Regions from separate parts of the Homo sapiens genome. Here region 1 is linked to region 2. The links are chromatin loops, found by intact Hi-C in ENCODE. Cell type or tissue: mammary epithelial cell. All regions are shown on one strand. Links, peaks and the distances in the headings refer to the core of each region. The heading gives the core; the rest is flanking DNA.

Region 1 (4,400 bases), core at 101-4,100, 340 kb before region 2:
CTTAATTGCTACAGTCTGGGTAGAAGCATATTTGTTTTACAGTATAAGCCTCACTAACTGATTTAATGGAGTAGCCAAAAGCAATTTCAAGTACTTCCATATATTACAAATGATCAATCTTTGTTGTTTCTAAGATAAGATATAACTGAAATAAAATGTTTACATGACATTATTTAAATTTAATTATATTTAATTCCTATAAAATGGAAGATAAAATGCCAGAACTTAGAGCTTATGTATTTTTAAAATAGAGCTGCGTAACTTATAGAGCCTCAATTCATGAGCAACTAGCTTGCTTTTTGAAAATGAAAAAGAGAAAAAAGATGACAGTTTCCAAGTTAATTCACATTATACTTTTGATTATAAATAATAAATGTCATTTCTAAATGATCACTTTGCTGTGTACCAAGTTAGCACTTGATAGTTGAAAATAAAAATTATTTTATGACTACTAACTTGTAAGGAGGCAGTATAAATAGCTTTTATATGAAAAAATAGATATATATGCCCAGGCATATTTAATCACTAAAAATTGCTTATCAGGACAGTCATGGAAATATCCTTCTGTAACAGTTTCTCTCAGATCTATTTCAGACTTATGCATCTGTTACTATATTTATCTTTATCTTAATCAGCCCTTGCTGTGAGGTTTGGTTATTTTATTACAAGCAGCTGGGCAAAGCTTTTTCTTTTAAAAACTACATTCTTTTGTAGTGCTGCCATCACTCACATTACACACTTGGACAGCAAAAGCACGTAAACAGTAGAACTAGATGAAATACTTGATGTCACTATATTTCATGATACTGTAACAGAAACCACTCCTTCGGGACGATATAACATGAAAGCATTACAATTTTTAAAAATCTTAACAAAAGATACAGTCAGTGTATGGATGATCGCTCTTAGAGTTTTTGAACATGAAACTTCTTTTCTTATGCTGGGTTTAACTGTGACTATATTTACTCATCTGAGGGTTAATATCATGCCAACATTTAACTAGTTTGCTCTGATACTAATATATACATACTAGTGTTTAGTGACTTTATAAGATTATTAGAAGTCTACAATTCCAAACCTCTGGCCGAGATGAGAACTTTTTAAATATATAAACCCTTTTATAAATCTAACCTTACACTTTATTCCAACTTTGGTATGACAGTTTGAAATGTTTTCAATTCCAGGCTATAAATTCCAGATTCAGTTTTCCTTTGAGTTTATGCTGTATACCAGGTCCTGGGGTAGGAATTATTCCATTGTCTCTTAGTTTTATGTCAAGTCTAAAAGGTAGGTTACTCCCATATCAAAAATATGGAAACTGAGTCTTAGAACCTTTTCCAAGGTCACATAGGTAATTAAGGATATATTGATTGTCCCATTCTGCCATTTAGGATTTTTGTTAGTTAAGAGATGTGCTGTGATATTAGGAAAATGATGTTCAGTGTAAACATATTGTTGCATTGATGTCATACGAATGGTTGCCAATATAGGCAGTTCTTGACATGTTTTATTAACTGAAGAGATATGGACAGCTTGCTATTTTAGATTACCCATCTCTTATGTTTAGAATTCGTTTTTGTTTCTACTATCACACTTTTAATTTAGTCTTCTGTTACCTGCCCTCAGAGCTAATCCAGCATCTTACAGTTAAACTCTGGAATTCTATCCTCCATACATTTATATCCATGATTGCTAAATGAACTTTACATCAAAACCAGTGGTTCACATTGCTTACTAAAGAAAGCATAAGCTCATCCTGGCATTGAACACTTTATTTTCATTGCTCAGTTTTGCCCTTCCCATCCTGTCTGCACCCCGTCTCAGCCATTTGAGGCCCCTGCTGTTGTTGGGAGAGGCCTTCTTGTTCCCAGTGCCCCTGCTCAGGGAAGACTTTCCGCAGCTTCCTCCCATAGTGCTTTGTTTAATCCTCTTACATTACCTTTATTTTAGCCCCAAGTTATAAAATCTGGGAAATTCAAGTCAACCAGTAAGTTTGTGCACACCATCCAGAGATATTCTTCACAGATGTGCAGTCTTCCTGTGTCTGCTTTCCGGGAGAGGCCTGTGCACTGAAGACAATTCAGATTTACTTTATTAACGTTCTTTCTGTGAATTTGTTTATGGATCAATCTTTAAGTATGCCAGAAAGGACATTAGTTTTATTTCCATCGTAATTAGTTGGAAATGTAATTAGTTGGAAATGTAATTATTTTCACTCTGTACTTAGCTTATTTATTTGACTTAACGTTAATTTTTTCACAACATATTTATAGCTTGTCTCCTTAAATTGTGCTTTATTTCATACCATTAAAATACAATTTTGTATGCAGAAGAATTACTTGTATTAACACTTTAAAGTATACAAAGATTATCCACCACATAGTGATATATTTAGATAACCTTGATAGACTAATCTGAAAGGAGGTGCTGAGTGTTAATTCACATGGAGCCCCACAAGGGGGTACAGAAACTGCTTCAGTGAGCAGCTTGCAAGGCTCCTGATGACTGCAGTCCTTAGCTCTCTAGATACCAAGATAAGGGATCAGAGAAGAGCCACAAACCCGTGAAAGTCAGCTCCTCATTACACTTGACAAAAAATTTGGTTCAATGTAAATAGAAAGGTGTTTGTTCTGGGCTAGGAGGTTTACTGTGATGAGCATGCAGTACATACAGCCTTAGGCCCATGAAATAATACTGTAGGTTTACCTCTTCTTGGGTGTTTTATTATACCCCATAATTTATTTTCTGCTTTCACAGAGTTTGGTGGGATGTGTTTATAAATTTAACATCATAACAAAAATATTATTTACAAGTTTAGTTTTTAGGCTGTAAGTCATGATTTTCTGATAAATATGAATCTCTCAAATCAGAGTATCTGATAAATTTCCAGAGTTCTAGTTAGTTGCTCACTTTACATTATACCATGTAGAAAGCCCTAATCTGTGCATCTATTAAACATTAGAATGGTAACTAGTAAATTAATTTTTTCAAATTTCCCTTGAGAAAGAAGTAATTTGTCATGTAGTCCGAGGTTGCAATGTTTATTAGGTACGAGCTTACTTTTCATTCTGTATTTATGAAAGATTATTGTAGAATCTTGGTAAACTTAATCATTTCAAATAGTGAAAGGGCTTTGTTTAAGAAATTGTATGATGAATTATTCTCTGAAGAGTAATGGACCCTAGCATACTTTCAAAAATTTTAAACCATATGTTGGATGTATAGAAAAAGACAACCAAAAAAATCACTGGTATTAACAACTACTACAGAAGCAAAAAGTTTGCGTATTCTCATTACATATACAGCTATATCATATGTGATTATGGTCCAGTAGTAAAAATGTAAAAATTAAAAGATTGTTTTGGTACCTCCATGTCAAAAGGTCAATGCTACTGGCTTTGTTTCTTTGCCTTAAGGCTTTTATGATAGCTTTTATTCTAATGTAGTCAAAATATGTATTATATCCACATCCACTGATACCTTAGTAGTGTTGCACTTCAAGTATTCTTTTGCTGTCTATTTCTAATATCTTGCCTCTTTGGTAATCCAGGTGCCATCCTGCCCTTTATGCTACTCTAGCTGGGTGGGGTTGGGAGTCAGTGAAGATGGCCACACACAGTCTTTGTTGTCATGAGAGAGAGGTAGCGTAGTGATGGATGTGGTCACACTGCCAATGACAGCCTCTTGGGGGTTCTGCAAAATGAGGGTGATGGCACCACCTCAGAGAATTTATGTGAAAATTAAAAGTTGATAAAGTTCTTAGGACAGGGCCTGGCACATAATAAGAACTAGATATGTGTCACCTGCTGCTGTTTTATGCTTTTTTTCCAAGGCATCATACTAACGTGTAGCTCTTCCTTGACCATATGTACAAGTTTTGTTTTTAAATGCCTACTACTTTTTTCCTAAAAAAAAAAATTCGGCCGGCTGCGGTGGCTCAAGTCCGTATTCCCAGCACTTTGGGAGGCCGAGGCAGGCAGATCACGAGGTCAGGAGATCTAGACCATCCTGGCCAAGATGGTGAAACCCTGTCTCTACAAAAAATACGAAAATTAGCTGGGCATGGTGGCGGGCTCCTGTAGTCCCAGCTACTGAGGAGGCGGAGGCAGAAGAATCACTTGAACCGGGGAGGTGGAGGTTGCAGTGAGCCGAGATCGTGCCACTGCACTCCAGCCTGGGCAACAGAGCAAGACTCCGTCTCAAAAAAAAGAAAATCCTGAAAAGTAAAAAGAGATTAAAAAAAATAAAAAGGTTGACCGAAGATTGATAGATTTTGTCAACAGCATCTGGAGCTCAGTTAGACTTGAACCGTTTAACAGTAAGGAGGCCTTTGAAGGTACTGGAATGCAGGAAATATTTATCAACCCCTTACCACATTATAATTACATAATCACAGCACT
Region 2 (4,400 bases), core at 199-4,198:
AAGACAATACCAATGTCATGCTATCTGCCTATCTTGCATACAACCCAAAACTCACTAATCCCTTCCCCACAAGAGAAGGCAAGGGCCTTCGGTGATGTTTACTCTTCTCCTTGATATCTCATAATTTAAATACTATAATGTAAGATTGACAATACTTAAGTATTCATATAAAGTCAATGTATTGTGTGTTACAGGATAAGGGAATAAGAGAGGAAAGAAAAAAAGATATTTGCTTACTTTGCATACACACAAATGTATTCTTAACAAAACAGGGAGAAAGTACTCATAACAGTTACAGTCCTGGTTTCTGTAACTGGTCACATGGCCACAGTAAGTATCTATAACCACTTTATTCCACCGACGCATTCTGTATTCCCTTTGCCTTCAGCAAGCCCCTCAGGTGGTTATGAGTTTTTACCTGGTGCAGTGACCCAAACCTTCATTCCTGAATTTTCCATTGAGCTTAATCACAAGGCATAGTAATACTAAGAGACGCCCTAAGGAATTTCCTATGTTCTAGACATACTCTTCCTTACTTCCATTGTGGAGCAGCAATCCAATTTCCCTTTGATAGTCAAGATCAATCACCCCAGCCAGCAATATCATTCTCTTCTTGGCCTGTTGACTCAGAGACACGAAGAGCCCACAATGGCTGGATGACAGTCTTCATTTCCAGTTGGAAGTTGTGGAAGTTGTAGAAATTATGGAATCATTGTTGCATCTCCTGGTGGAAGCATTCTTCCCTCTGGAGCTAAGACATTTAGGCTAGCAGGGCATAAAGTTGTGGGAACAGGAAGCAAAAATGTTGCCAGTGGCTCACTAGGGGTGATGGTGAGTGGTGTATCTCCCATTTCCACTGCCTGATTCCCGGACCAGTGAGTCGTGGCTATGGGACAAACAACACCATCGATTGGAGGCTGATTCAGAGTGTATAGTTTATGTCCCAGAGTCATCTCCCTGGGCATGGATGGGAACTTCCCAGAAGAACTATGGGGAGCTGGTTATTTGACATATTGAGCAACATGTTTGGCTTCACAGTAATGTGCCCAGGTAAGTCCCTTACCTCTGTTTGGTGCTGTCCATAGGCCGCCTTGTCAGTTAGCTGAAAGGCAGTGAGAATACATGCGTAGGAATACATAGCTTCTCTGTAATCCCAGCACTTTGGGAGGCCGAGCGGGGGCGGATCACGAGGTCAGGATTTCAAGACCAGCCTGGCCAATGTGATGAAACCCCGTCTCTACCAAAAATATAAAAAATTAGTTGGATGTGATGGCATGCACCTGTAATCCTAGCTATTCAGGAGACTGAGCAGGAGAATTGCTTGAACCCAGGAGGCGGAGGTTGCAGTGAGCTTAGATCGCACTACTGCACTCTAGCCTGGGCAACAGAGTGAGACCCAGTCTCAAAAAAAAAAAAAAAAGAAAAAGAAAAAAAAGAAATACATAGCTTCTTACCACCCAGGAAGGACCGCCAGTCACTCCTTTTGACATTCCTCAAAATTTCTTTTGGATGTGTCAAGAAAGTGGCTCACCTTTGGCTTTGCTTCACGTCTGGAAATCAAGAAAAGCTGTGAGCCAGCCCTGAAGTGGGATCTACTCAAGACTGCCGATGGCGCCCCCCCTGGGAAGGTGCTAGAAGGCTAGGCCGGGACTACAGTGGAGCTCAGAGCAGGTGGTGACGGGATCCCTGCTCTCAGTCCATTGCAGATTTTTGAAAATTAACTGTCCTCACCTGGAAAGCAGAGGCTGGATTAGATCTGAGATTCTTTTGTCACCTCTTTGGACCCTACATTCTGTAAGGTAGGGTCCCTCCACACCATATTGATTCAGCAGTACATAAATTCATTACTTTGTTTTCACATCTCCCTTAATCAAAGCCTGGACTAGCAAGCTCCAGGTGGGGAACCTGAGCACTCCTGTCATCCGGAATGCCTCCGGGAAAAGTGTGACGAGTCCTTCAGTTCCCAACAGCCCAAGGACTCCAGGCTGGAGGCTAGCAGGCCTGGGCGAAGGCTCCCTTCTAGCTAAAGCACGCTACATCCCACCTTCGGAGACCAAAGACTCCAAAATGACTGCATTTCAATGTCAAACTAACAGAACAAGTCCACACCAAGCTGACCTTTAGCAAGTGGAGTTAGAGAAACTCATTCCAATCCCCTCTGCTGGACAACACTGTGATCTCAAAGATTAGATATGGGTTCTCTGAATAGAGCAGTCATTTGCCAGTCACTTATTTTGAATATAAATCACTTAATACATTATTTCTGTACCTGTTGAAACGCGATTCCAATTGTGCATGCAGTTGGTGTCTCTTCCACTTTCATAAAAATAGGCATAACCTAGGAGGTAGGTAGCCTGTCCCTTTCCTGCCAGGTGGATGGCTGGGACCAGCTCATGCCCAGGTGTTGGCTGCCATCTAGTGGGCACTTGAGAAGTAGCCCTGAGCTGCTGTGCAGTCCAACTCTCAGTTGTCTGCCCCAAGTGGGCCGTCCCCGTGCGGAGAGGCACCCTGCAAGCTGCCTCCTTCCTGCCCTGGAGAGCAGCACTCTGGCCAGGCCTTCCCACCCCATGTCAGGGACATGGCTCCATGGCCAACCCCCACTTCTTGTCCTTTCCCTTCTTTTTCCTTCCCTCTGTCCTTCTGGTAATGTTTGCCTTTTAAAATTGGCAAGCCAATTTAATTCCCAAACCAAGGAAATTAACCCCCCGAAGTGAGAGAGAGTGCAGCAGCAGTGGGCAGTATTTGCCACTACTGCTTACTTGAGGAACTACCCTGAGGATGGCCATTCTTTATGTAAACCCCAGCCCTGGGGGGTCTACACGGTGAAACCCCAGAGCTCAGGGTCCCTTGTCTTACCTTGGGGCTTCAGGAATAAGCACTCATCAGGGATTGAGATTCACATCCTGGGCCCAGGAGCTCTGGATGGGAGGCTGCCTTGGGTCACGTCAGTCGCCGCTCATTATAACACGGTACTTGGGGCTGGGCACTGGGCTGGAACACAGTGGCTTTGGAGGGGCCCACAGCGTGGGCCACGTGGTGCTTCCCTGACTTAGCAGTGAGCCAGCAGCCATGCCCACATCCAACAGACCCAGAGTCCATGCTGCAGTTGTTGCTGGATGCCTGTGACCTGGGCTGGTGGCCAGAGGGACGGCACTGGAGCGGGAGACGTGGTGCCACGCCGGGCTTCCCTCAGCTTCAGGCTCTGGTCAGACTTCAGGGACAGCATCTCCTTTGCTCCTCCCCACGGCACCAGGCAACATGGGTGGAGTGGGACTTAGCGATGCAGCTCCGTCCATGGGGCTTGTGTGGTGGGGGCAGCTCTGGGATTATAGCTGCCCACCTTGGGGTACCCTGGCCTTGCAGGGTTAGAGGACAGAGCCAGAACATGCCAGCTGGACCTGGCCTGATCTTTCTACCAGTCTGTCTGGACAAACCTACACAGACAGGTCTGACCCCCAGGGAGCGGAAGCTGGTTGGGACATGGCCCTGGGCAGATATGACCCTCATTCTGTCACTGTTTTTTGAGCAGGGACTTTGGGAAACACCCACCTGTGCCTTTCACCTGCCCATTCCCCAGGAACGGTCTCACGTTGGGCGTCGGGTGTTGTTTTCACAGGGACCACCAGGTTTTTCAGCAGACAGCAGGGCAGTCTCAGAGCCCAGCATTGCCCTCCTGGCCTCCCCGGGTCCCAGCACAGCTCCATGCCTCCATGTGGGCAGCTTCATGGGTCCTGTCCCTGAAAAGCCCATGGAGTCTGCATGGGGTGGGGCAGTTCCCGAGCATGGAGGGGGAGGAATCTGGCTTCTAAGAGAGATCCCCCACCCCCATCCAGGTGACTTCTGGGCACCTGTCCCAGCCACCGAGGAGAGTGGTTATGAGGGGACATCTAGGATGTTATACAGCTGCTAAGAGATGAAAGTCAGGTGACTCGGAAGATCCTGATTCTCTGGCTGACGATGGGCACCCTGGGGCCCATGCAGGCTTGAAGTTGGGGCTGGGGGAGAAAACAGGGGCTTGGTCTGCTCTGGAGGGAAGTGGCATGGTGTCCTGCCAGACTGGCTGGTTTGAAAGTCGTCAGGAAAGACCCACAATAAGACACATTTATTGATGCTAATTAGCCATGGCTGAGATTGGCTGAATCAGAGTCTCTGAATTCAGACATCCTCACAGGCCAGTGTTTCTCAGCCCCAACACCACTAGGCAGAGGTAAACAATGGCAGAGGGATAGGACACTTCGAGTACAATGTTTGCACCTGGAATTCTCCCACCTGCCTTGCAGTGACCTGGTCATCTCGACAGGCCAGAGATGAGCAAGTCTTGGCTACACACGTGGGTGATGCTCCCCACGCCCTGCAGGCAGGGACCAGGCAGCTGGGGTCACCCAGGAGAGAGTGGCAGG

What was found. A loop is a pair of places that touch in the nucleus more often than their neighbours do. Peaks named below come from ENCODE experiments on the same cell type or tissue, not always from the same donor. Only the 100,000 strongest peaks of a DNase experiment are listed, where the experiment ranks them.
Region 1: a loop joins it to region 2, with 3 times the contacts of the local background. A loop is called at or near these places in 5 of 110 quality-filtered maps.

Annotation. Positions count from the first base shown.
Region 1 is chr9:91,251,786-91,256,185 of GRCh38, reverse strand. The region is part of intron 6 of AUH (AU RNA binding methylglutaconyl-CoA hydratase); the gene reads left to right. Among named protein-coding and RNA genes, the nearest start is that of LINC02937, 91 kb to the right of the region's middle. In mammary epithelial cell, for the core only: a CTCF peak has its summit at 2,436 (motif pointing right); no DNase peak of the experiment used is centred there.
Region 2 is chr9:90,913,098-90,917,497 of GRCh38, reverse strand. No RefSeq gene overlaps it. Among named protein-coding and RNA genes, the nearest start is that of LINC02957, 82 kb to the left of the region's middle. RefSeq lists a silencer at 2,339-2,488. In mammary epithelial cell, for the core only: CTCF peaks have their summits at 1,624 and 2,414 (motif pointing left); DNase peaks (open chromatin) are centred at 927 and 2,407.